Regions from separate parts of the Homo sapiens genome. Here all the other regions are linked to region 1. A link is a contact called in ENCODE Hi-C or POLR2A ChIA-PET data. All regions are on one chromosome and are shown on one strand. Each heading gives the region's core, a stretch centred on a gene start or an enhancer-like site at or near the end of the contact. The rest is flanking DNA. Distances are from core to core; before and after follow the strand shown. Region 1 holds the start of ZC3H7B (zinc finger CCCH-type containing 7B). Region 2 overlaps CSDC2 (cold shock domain containing C2). Region 3 has its middle 51 kb from the start of SNORD140.

Region 1 (3,505 bases), core at 629-3,128:
AAGCCCCACAATAATCTACCAAAACCCCCATTCCTGTCTAACCTATACAAAAGCCAGCAGCTAAGAACACACAGCATCTACAGAACAGAAACTTTATCCCAGCTCAGGGACAACAAAGTCTCTCTCCCATCCTCAGATCTCATCCCTCCTGGACAGGTTCTTTCTTCCCACCTTAAGTCTCCCCACTTCTCAAACATGCTCCATCCAACTGTTGACCAGGTGTCATTTCCACCTTGCAGTCCAACTTCTGTGGGAGGTGGACACGGGGAAAGAAGACCACCACGGAGGGGATGGCTGTATGTGTGTAGAGGAAGTATTGGTAGTAGAACTAAAGATTCTGCCAGCATTTTGTGTCCAACACAGTTGCTACATGTACTATAATTATCTCATTTGTGTGAAAATTCAAGGATCTGCATTCTGCTATTTTCATCAGGCTGAACTGCAGATGCTGAGGAATATGGCAAGAAGTTGGGGTTCAAAGTCTGATGCCAAAGCTAGCAACCCGAGAAATAAAACCGCTGATCACCAGCTCCCCACTCAGGCCCAGCCCCCTTTTAGAGCCCCCAGACTCCCCACGCAGGGCCCTAGCCCCCTAGTCTTCCCCGTCAATGCCCTGTTGGCAATACAGCCATCAGGTTCTATCAGAGTGAGCTGTTTTTATATGATTATTTTCCCCCCTGGGAAGACGGCTTTGTCTGTGAAAGTCCCCCCAACCAGGCGCCTTATAAACGCCTAAAACAGACAGAGTTGAGGAGAAAGGAGGGGAAAGGAGGAGGGAGCAAACCCGGAGGGGGGCCCTGAGGTTCGCAGCGGGCAGGATGGGGGTATGAGGCCGGAGTCGGCGGCTCCCAGGCCCCCAGCCCCGTCAGGGCGCCCCCGTCCCCAGGCGCCAGAGCCGGGGTCCGCAGCCCCCTAGCACTCCCTGGACGGCCGCGGGCCTCCCACAGGCCTCGAAGTCCAGAGACTGATCCTGCGACCGGAAACGCCCCCCTGCCCAGCAGGCCCAGACCGCGCCCCCCTTTCCTGCCGCCCCCTTCCCGCGGGCCCGGCTGCAGGCCCCGGATCCCCGGGCTCGCGTGGCCGCCGCAGCCGAAAGGGGCGGCCCGTCGGGCGGCCCCGCTCCCCGGCCCTCGCCGCGGCCCCTCCAACTCCGGGTGCTGCGGGGCCAAGGACAACACAAAAGGAAGGGGGGCCCTGCCAGCGACGCCCCTGCCAGCCCCCGAGACCCCCTGCGCGGGGTCGGCAAAGCATCTGGACACCCCAGAAGCTCCGGACGCCGAAGAGAGAGGCCCCACGAAAATTTCAAGACACCTCCTGGGGGCTGCAGGGGCGGCCAAGTCTCCCCAGCGCCAGGTGCCCCCGGCCACACGGTAACTTTTAAACTTTGGGGCAGGGCACGGGGACCGGGATCCCCAAAAAGGAGCAAATGGGGTTTTAGAGACGATTTATTTTTTGCAAAATCCCACTTTCCAGGTGGCCCGGCGCGCGGCCCCGGCCTGGAAAGGGCTCTCTTCGCCTCTTCCCCAGCCCTGCCCGGCCCGGGCGTCCCCGAACCCTCGCGCGCGGGCGGCTCCGGACGCAGTGTCCCCGGCCTCTGCCCCGCGGGGCTCGGGCCGCGCCAAGCACTCACCTCCGCCGGGCTGCGCTCCCCGCGGGCCTGCGCCGAGCCCGATAAATGGTATGCTATGACTAGAGGTATGATTACGTTATTATTATTAGTAATAATAAGAGTAAATGCTATTTAATTACGGGCGGCCGCATCCTGCTCCCGGCGCCGCCGCCCCGGCAGCTCCGTCCATGTGGCTCTGGAGCGCTTTACTTTCATTTCCAGCCCCTCGGCTGGCCGCTCGCGGCAGCACCCGCTGGAGGCACTGTCTCCCTGCAGCTCTTCCTCCTCGGGTCCTAGAGAGCTCGGCTCCCGTCGCCTCGCCGCGCCCGGGGTGGGCGGCGCGGGCTGCGCACCTGGGGAGAAGGGCGGGGGGCGTGGGGGCGAGTCGGGGAAGCCCCATTCCCCGTCGAAAGCTCATGCCTGGAATTCACCTTTATTTTCTTTAAAAGTGTCCTGCCTTTTAGGGGGGTTTCTTTTGGCAGTTCTGCATTTCTGGGCTGATGCTGCTCAAACCCAGCGCCTCCGCCCTTCCCCATCTGTGTCAAAAGTCCCCCCGCCCCCCTTCTCCGGCTTCCAGGTGCTTTCATGGAAGGCTGCCCAAAACCCTGGTTGCGTTGTGCCCTTCTCATAGATGGGAACCGGAGACACATAGAAGAATCAGGACCTCACTTGGCTGGAGTTTTATGTATAGGATGTTAAAAAAAATATTGAATGACACTTGTTAAAGACTACAAGGCCGACTTTATTGGCATCATGATGGGTGTAGGGACCACTGCAGTGGGTTTTGCGGTCAGGGAGAGTATTTGGGCTCAATTCAGAAATCAGCATGGGCAACTGGGAATTTATGAGGAAGGAGAAAGGATCCACTGATTGAGCGCCAGTGCATAGGAAACTGCATCAGAGATGAGAGGATTCTCGCTTAAACCCATCTAACAAGATTCTTGCTGAAGGCAGGGCAAGGTGATCAGACATCACCTGGGGAATGGTGGAAAATGAGGAACCTGATTAGATATTGACAATCAGGGCTGGGTGCAGTGGCTCACGCCTGTAATCTCAGCACTTTGGGAGGCCAAGACGGGTGGATCACCTGAGGTCAGGAGTTCAAGACCAGACTAGCCAACGTGGTGAAACCCCATCTCTACAAAAATACAAAAATTAGCCAGGCGTGGTGGTGGGTGCCTGTAATCCCAGCTACTCAGGAGGCTGAGGCAGGAGAATCACTTGAACCCCAGAGGTGGAGGTTGCAGTGAGCCAAGATCATGCCATTGCACTCCAGCCTGGGCAACAAGAGCAAAACTGTCTCCAGAAATATATGTGTGTGTGTGTGTGTGTGTGTGTGTGTGTGTGTGTGTGTGTGTGTGTGTGAGTTCCCAATACCCCCTAGGCAATTTACAATGAAACACCCTTGACAACTTATCACATTTACCACCATGGTTATTATCACTCTCATTTCATCGATGAGGATGCTGAGGCCAGTTGGATTGCTGCATTTTGCCTCAAGTGAACTAGATGGCAAATGGTCTGGTGATTCCACCACCCCAGGTTGCTGGTGAAATAATGAACACATATTCTTGAAGAGGACTGTCCATCATTCAAGGGGGATTCAGCAGGACACCAGCCTCTTATCTCTTCAAGTTGGTACCAACTTGTTCAATTGTTTGGGCTGCCTAAGATGGTAAAGGGGTCTTTATTACAAGACCCCAACCAGAGGTGAGGATGCTTTGGAGAAAAGGGCCAGGAGGAGGCCGGGCGCGGTAGCTCACGCCTATAATCCCAGCACTTTGGGAGGTTGAGGCGGGCGGATCATGAGGTCAGGAGATCGAGACCATCCTGGCTAACACGGTGAAACCCCATCTCTACTAAAAATACAAAAAATAAGCTGGGCGTGGTGTCGGG
Region 2 (3,762 bases), core at 23-2,522, 260 kb before region 1:
GTTTAAATCCTTGTTCCACTGCAACCCAGTTTTGTGACCCTCCCTTTTTTTTTTTTTTTTTGAGACGGAGGATCGCTCTGTCGCCCAGGCTGGAGTGCAGTGGCGCGATCTTGGCTCACTGCAAGCTCCGCCTCCCGGGTTCACGCCTTTCTCCTGCCTCAGCCTCCCGAGTAGCTGGGATTACAGGCGCCTGCCACCACGCACGGCTAATTTTTTGTATTTTTAGTAGAGACGGGGTTTCACTGTGGTCTCGATCTCCTGACCTCGTGATCTGCCCGCCTCGGCCTCCCAAAGTGCTGGGATTACAGGCGTGAGCCACTGAGTCCGGTGACCCTCCCCCTTTTTTTTTTTTTTTTTGAGACAGAGTCTCACTCTGTCCCTCAGGCTGGAGTGCAGTGGCGTGATCTCGGCTCACTGCAACCTCTGCCTCCCAGGTTCAAGTGATTCTCCTGCCTCAAACTCCCAAGTAGCTGGCTGGGATTACAGACGCCCACCACCACACCCAGCTAATTTTTGTGTGTTTTTTTTTTTTTTTTTTTTTTTTTTAGATGGAGTCTTGCTCTGTGAACAGGCTGGAGTGCAGTGGCGTGATCTTGGCTCACTGCAACCTCTGCCTGTGGGGTTCAAGCGATTCTTCTGCCTCAGCCTCCTGAGTAGCTGGGACTACAGGCGTGTGCCACCACGCCCAGCTAATTTTTTGTATTTTAGTACAGACAAGGTTTCACCATGTTGGCCAGGATGGTCTTGATCTCCCAACCTCATGATCCGCCCACCTCAGCTTCCCAAAGTGCTGGGATTACAGGCGTGAGCCACTGCGCCCAGCCTTTTTTTTTTTTTTTTTTTTAATCAGAGATGGGGTTTCACCATGTTGGCCAGGCTGGTCTCGAACTCCTGACTGCAGGTGATCCACCCGCCTTGGCCTCCCAAAGTGCTGGGATTTCAGGCATGAGCCACTGCGCCCGGCCAACTCTCCCTTTTTGTGCCTCAGATCCCTCATCTGTCAAATGGGGCTGATCATAACATCCTACCCAGGTTGTCGGGAGGAGCCACAGAGCTGTGTCAAAGGCCCCCCGGCGAGTGTGCATCCCCCTGTCCCCCGGCCCTGAGTTTGGGCTCTGAGCCAAGCTCATCTTCATTTCCCTGCAGAAGGCCAGACCCCAAATGACTGACTCTGCAGACAAAGGGGCCTAGAAGTAAACACAAATGTCAGGCTGTTTGGAGATAACCTGAGGCTGGATGCAGTGTCATGGGGCACTCTGGGTGGTGACTCAGCCTTCTTGGCAGATGAACCACAGCCCATGCTGGGACTCTGCTCCAATTCTCAGCTCCCCTAAAAGGATGCAGAATGGGGCAGGAAATGGTTGTCATGGTTCTCTCTTACTTTTTAATTTTTTGAGACAGGGTATCACTTTGTCACCCAGGCCGGAGTGCAGTGGCACCATCATGGCTCACTGCAGCCTCAGTCTCCCTAAGTGCTAGGATTACAGTGTGAGTCACTGTGCCTGGCCATAGTCCTCTTTTTTTTTTTTTTTTTTTTTGAGATGGAATCTTACTCCGTCACCCAGGCTGGAGTGCAGTGGCATGATCTCGGCTCACTGCAACATCTGCCTCCCGGGTTCAAGCAATTCTCCTTCCTTAGCCTCCTGAGTAGCTGGGATTACAGGCGTGCACCACCACACCCGATTAATTTTTGTATTTTTAGTAGAGATGGGGTTTCACCATGTTGGCCAGGCTGGTCTCAAACTCCTGATCTTGTGATCCACCTGCCTCAGCCTCCCAAAGTGCTGGGATTAAAGGCGTAAACCACCGCACCCATCCTTTTTTTTTTGAGTCTCACTCTGTCTCCCAGGCTGGAGTCCAGTGGCGCGATCTCGGCTCACTGAAACCTCTGCCTCCCGGGTTCAAGTGATTCTCCTGCCTCAGCCTCTCGAGTAGCTGGGATCACAGACGCTCACCACCATGCCCAGCTAATTTTTGTATTTTTAGTAGAGACAGAGTTTCACCATGTTGGCCAGCTGATCTTGAACTCCTGACATCAGGTGATCAACCCCCTTGGCCTCCCAAAGTGCTGGGATTACAAGTGTGAGCCACCGCGCCTGACTGTATGGTCTTCTCTTGACCATGAGTCCTCTCAGTCTGAGCGGATTAGGGAAAGGCAGCCTGGTCAGCCACCCAGTGCTGTGTGACCTGGGGCAGGCACCTGCTCCTCTCTGGACCTCACCTTTCTCTTCAGCTACGTGAATCATCGTTGGTCCAGATGACTAATGAAGGTCAGGCCAATTCTCCTCCGAGGTTTTCAAAAACACATATGTAAATGAAATCAAACTGAGTGCAGGCACCAGAACAACAAACGTGGGGCAACAGCTGTCCTTAGAGCACCCCAGTCCAGCGGGGGGAACAGAAACAGATTATTAAAATGCAGCTTGGGGGCCAAGAGTGGTGGCTCACACCTGTAATCCCAGCACTTTGGGAGGCTAAGGCGGGTGGATCACGAGGTCAGGAGATTGAGACCATCCTGGCTAACACGGTGAAACCCCGTCTCTGCTAAAAATACAAAAAATTAACTGGGCGTGGTGGCAGGCACCTGTAGTCCCAGTCACTGGGGAGGCCTGAGGCCGGAGGATGGTGTGAACCCGGGAGACGGAGCTTGCAGTGAGCCGAGATCGCGCCACTGCACTCCAGCCTGGGCGACACAGCAAGACTCTGTCTCAAAAACAATAATAATTTTAAAAAAGCAGCATTGGAAGTCCTGATGTGAGCCTCAGCCACCATCTAGTGATCTATTGATACTGACCATGTGCCAAGCCCTTTGCCCCATTTTTTCATTTCGTACTCATAAGAACCCGATGCAGTAACTACCATTAGTACACCCATTCTTCTTCTTCTTTTTTTTTTTTTTTAATTGAGATGGAGTCTTGCTGTGTCGCCCAGGCTGGAGTGCAGTGGTGCGATCTCGGCTCACTGCAAGCTCCGCCTCCCAGGTTCCCGCCATTCTCCTGGCTCAGCCTCCCGAGTAGCTGGGAATACAGGTGCCCGCCACCACGCTCGGTTAATTTTTCTTTTTTTTTTTTTGTATTTTTAGTAGAGACGGGGTTTCACCGTGTTAGCCAGGATGGTCTCGATCTCCCGACCTCGTGATCCGCCCGCCTCAGCCTCCCAAAGTGCTGGGATTACAGGCATGAGCCACTGCGCCTGGCTTAGTACACCCATCTTCTAAAGAGTAAACTGAGGCTCAGAGAGGTGAAGAGCCTCGCTGAGCTCTCACAGCAGGTCAGGTGCAGCATATCTGCCCTCTGGAGATGTCTGGGGAGGTGAAGACCAGCCATTCCTTGAGGGTGGCGCCCACCCTCCCCTGGAGAAGGAGGAGTCGGGTGTGGAATTCCTGGGGAGCCAGGACTGGGGCTTTTATTTCTGGCTTTGCGCTGACTCAGACCATGACCTTGGGTGAGTCACTCACCAACTCTGCTAAGCTTAAAAACAACTCCCCCAATAAAAATGTCCCAGCCCCAAGCCCCCATCACAGGGGAGCAGATGGGAGGAATGGGTACGGTGGTTTAAAAATAGAAAGGACGGGGAACACAAGGATGACGCTGGAAGGGCTTCCCGAACATCGGGAGCTTGTGCATGGTGGGCCCTGGGAGAGTGAGAAAACAAACTCAGGACCCCCGGGCAGGAGCTGACACTTCCCTGGCTCCTCCCCCTCCCCCAGCCTCCCAGATGCTCCTTAAAATACATCAGTGCCTGAACTGCTCTTGCAGCCTG
Region 3 (3,371 bases), core at 402-2,901, 280 kb after region 1:
GTGGCTCACACCTGTAATCCCAGCACTTTGGGAGGCTGAGGCGGGTGGATCATCTGAGGTCGGGAGTTCAAGACCAGCCTGGCCAACATGGTGAAACCCCATCTCTACTAAAAACACAAAAATCAGCCGGGTGTGGTGGCACGACCCTGTAATCCCAGCTACTTGGGAGGCTGAGGTTGCAGTGGGCCGAGATCGTGCCACTGCACTCAAGCCTGGGTGACAGAGCAAGACTCCGTCTCAAAAAATAAATAAATAGGCCGGGCACGGTGGCTCACGCCTGTAATCCCAGCACTTTGGGAGGCGGAGGCGGATGGATCACGAGGTCAGGAGTTCAAGACCAGCGTGGCCAACATGGTGAAACCCCATCTCTATTAAAAATACAAAAATTAAGCTGGGTGCAGTGGCTCACGCCTGTAATCCCGGCACTTTGGGAGGCCGAGGCGGGTAGATCACAATGTCAGAAGTTCAAGACCAGCCTGGCCAAGATGGTGAAACCCTGTCTCTACTAAAAAACAAATTAGCCAGGCATGGTGGCACATGCCTGTAGTTCCAGCTACTCAAGAGGCTGAGATGGGAGGATCACTTGAGCCCTGAAGGTGGAGGCTGCAATAAGTCTGGAAGACTGATAGAGACCCTGTATCAAAAATAAAATAAAAGGCAGCTCAGATGTAACATGGCCAAACCCTATTTTGATCTCTCCATTCTCTCATATCTGCTCCTTGCCCATTACAGTTAAGAACCCCTTCAACCAAGCCAGCGTCTCATCCTTGAAGCTCTCTTTTCCTCAAGTCCCCACTACAATCCATCAGCCAATCTGGTCACTTCCACCTCCAATTAGTTCCCTGAATCAGCCTCTTCTCATCAGCGCCACTGCCTCCACCCAGCTCAAGGTCTTACGTGGGCCACCTGATGTCCCAGAAAGCATGGGCACGGCTTACAGATATCACTTAAGTCTTTTCACTCCTTTAACCGCTTTTTAATTCTCTTTATCATCACCTAGGAACATTTTTATCTCCACTCTAACATTTTTATCTACCCGACTTTTAAAAGTTTTCTAAACAAACAATGGGCCTTTCATCCATTGTTTCAGGGGGCATATGCTGAAATATGACACGATGTCAGGGATTTGTTTCACAATAATAGGGAGGAACAGTGGGTAGGGGCTGGGGAAAGAAAAAAAAAACAGGATCAGGAGTTGCTCGTTCTGTGTGGGGGGATGCTCGCCAGGAGCTCACTTTACCATCCTGACTTTTGTTTATGTTCAAAATTCTCCATAATGAAAACCCGAGATTACCAACTCCTACGTAACTGACTTTACGGACAAGAACTCTTTTATCGGGTGCTTGAGGTCAGACCGAGTTACTGCGGTCTGCCAGCAGTGACAATTTAGTGAGGGCTTACTGCTATTAACAACTGTTAAGTGCGGCGCTGATAGGTAACAATGCTTGCGCTCCCAGCGGGGCAGGCACCGAGTGCTTCTTCGGAGGCGCTCCCGACCGCAGCCCAGGCACCCAGACCCCCGCCTGCTCCAGGCCGGCGCCCCGGGCACCTCGGCGGAAGCCGGGAGCGAGCGCAGCTCGGGAAGCCAGAGCTCCACCCTCCCCGAGGCCTTGCACGTGCAGCCCGGAGACTCCGCTGCGCGTCCCTCCCTGCCCCCACCGCGGGCACGTGACCTGCAGCCCTGGGGCCCGGGAGGACTGCGGCCGCGGAACGTCGTAGAGGATCAGGGAAGGTTCAGGGTCGACCTCCAGACTCAGTCCTTGGGTTGGGTGGCAGGGTGGGGGCACTAGGGTGGGGAGATCTCGAGTTTAGGCCATAAAAAAGATCAGAAAGAGAAGAGCCCGAGAGAGAGGTGGCCCACCTTGGCCCCGGAGCTTGGGAGGGCGGGTCCCGGCTGGGGTTCGTGGGATCTGGACCCACTCGCCCCCCGGGACGCGAGCGCGGCGGGGACCGGGCGCGCGAGGCTGCGCCGAGAGAGGGCGCCGGCCCAGGTGCGGCCTCTGGGTGTGGCCGAAGCCAGCCCAGGCGGCCCGGATTGTCGTCCTCTGCGGAAGCGGCCCGGGCGCGGGAGCCGCGGGCGTAGCCAGCTCCGGAGCCCCGCGCCTCCGCCGCCCCGCGCGCCCTTCCTTTGTGTCTCCCAAGCAGGGGTGAACGCAGACCACTTGGATTTGATTTTTCCGTGCGAGTTCCCTTTTTTCCAAGTTCGGGGCCCCTCCTTCCCCCAGCGGCGCGCGCCCCCGGGGTGTCCGCCCCCTCCCCCTCCGGCCCAGCCCTGGGCGGGGCAGACGCCCTTGGAGTCGGGAGAAAAGACTATCTGATTTCAAAACCGACGCGACCCGAGCTGGGCTGCGGAAATGGCGCCCATGTCCCGGCTCCGGCCAGGTCGTGATCAGGAGACAGGTGTGGCCCTGGGACCCGTTTGGAGAGCAGAGGGGACATAAGTGGGTGCTGGGGGCGGGGGAGCTTGTGGCCCTGCGGCCCCCGCCCAGCCCCCGCCGAGCCCCCGCCGCAGCATTTCGGAGCTGGGCGCGGCAAAGGAGGGCCGGGACGCAGGCAGAGCGGGGGTTGAGCGGGGCCTGCGGCAGGGAAACCGGGAGAAGCAGGAGGCCGGGCGGGGCGGGGCAGGACGGTTGAGTCCTTCATTGCTTCTATCACAGACTGAGGAGCCTCTCCCCACCGCAATCCCTTTATACTGGGTAGGGGTTCGAAGGCACAGGGACAGAGTATACAGGACACTGCTTGAGGCAGCGCGTCCACCCACCATCTGTGCGACCTCATCAAGTCACCTCTCTGAGCCTCAGTTTCCCGGTATAATGGAAACGGCAATTTTAAATGACACGTAAGTGCCTGGCACTCATTGAGCTCATCAAATGAAGAGCCCCGTCTCTGGGCCCCCTTGCCCCTGAGGGAAATGCACACACAAACCTAGAAAATGTGCTGTAATGCACAATGTGGGACAGACCCAGTCACTCTCCTTTCATTCTTCTTCCATCGAATATTCTGAGGCTTCGGCGCCAGCCCTTTGCCGGCGGATGCTGCCGAGATGAAGACAGCATGCTCGGCCTGGTGAAGCCAATAAAAGAGCAGGCTCCCCTCCTGGGGCCAGGTGTCACCACAGAAGCAGGCCCTGGAAGATGCCAGGAGCCAGCCAGCCCAGGGCCCTGTCCTACCCCCGGCCCTTCCGCGGGCGAGAGCCCAGGATCTCCAGGTCCTGCCCTGCACTTGGAGATTTGCTCCCTAACAGGTTTTTGGTTTTGTTTTTTTGAATAGAGGCGGGGTTTTGCCGTGTTGCCCAGGCTGGTCTCAAACTCCTGGGCTCAAGCAATCCTCCTGCCTCAGCCTCCCCAAATTCTGGAATTACAGGCGTGAGC

The links. Hi-C counts contacts between places; a loop is a spot of excess contacts on that map. ChIA-PET counts read pairs that join two places held with the same protein, here RNA polymerase II (POLR2A). Pooled maps may share reads with other maps.
Region 2: POLR2A ChIA-PET joins it to region 1 with 12 read pairs in activated naive CD8-positive, alpha-beta T cell. The contact joins the enhancer-like site here to the promoter of ZC3H7B in region 1. POLR2A ChIA-PET finds 5 or more read pairs at or near these places in 5 of 52 experiments (Caco-2, GM12878, H1 and 2 more).
Region 3: a pooled map shows a loop between it and region 1 (7-fold over the local background). The contact joins the enhancer-like site here to the promoter of ZC3H7B in region 1. A Hi-C loop is called at or near these places in 8 of 50 pooled maps. POLR2A ChIA-PET finds 5 or more read pairs at or near these places in 5 of 52 experiments (CD4-positive, alpha-beta T cell, OCI-LY7, activated CD4-positive, alpha-beta T cell and 2 more).

What each region holds. Positions count from the first base shown.
Region 1 is chr22:41,299,898-41,303,402 of GRCh38, reverse strand. It overlaps ZC3H7B (zinc finger CCCH-type containing 7B), which reads right to left and starts at 1,878. Exons shown (of 23, transcript NM_017590.6): 1 at 1,631-1,878. It also overlaps a transcript of RANGAP1 not described here. RefSeq lists silencers at 1,502-1,571, 1,852-2,191 and an enhancer at 1,269-1,770.
Region 2 is chr22:41,563,226-41,566,987 of GRCh38, reverse strand. All of the region lies in intron 1 of CSDC2 (cold shock domain containing C2), which reads right to left. Among named protein-coding and RNA genes, the nearest start is that of CSDC2, 4.1 kb to the right of the region's middle. RefSeq lists enhancers at 497-1,319, 1,069-1,363. Within about 2 kb of position 1,272, at least 11 of the 41 ENCODE cell types and tissues checked have a DNase peak (open chromatin) inside an H3K27ac peak, as active enhancers do.
Region 3 is chr22:41,020,936-41,024,306 of GRCh38, reverse strand. No RefSeq gene overlaps it. Among named protein-coding and RNA genes, the nearest start is that of SNORD140, 51 kb to the left of the region's middle. RefSeq lists enhancers at 1,358-1,934, 3,089-3,371 and a silencer at 1,364-2,593. Within about 2 kb of position 1,651, at least 39 of the 41 ENCODE cell types and tissues checked have a DNase peak (open chromatin) inside an H3K27ac peak, as active enhancers do; they include CD4-positive, alpha-beta T cell and OCI-LY7, where a contact is called at or near this core.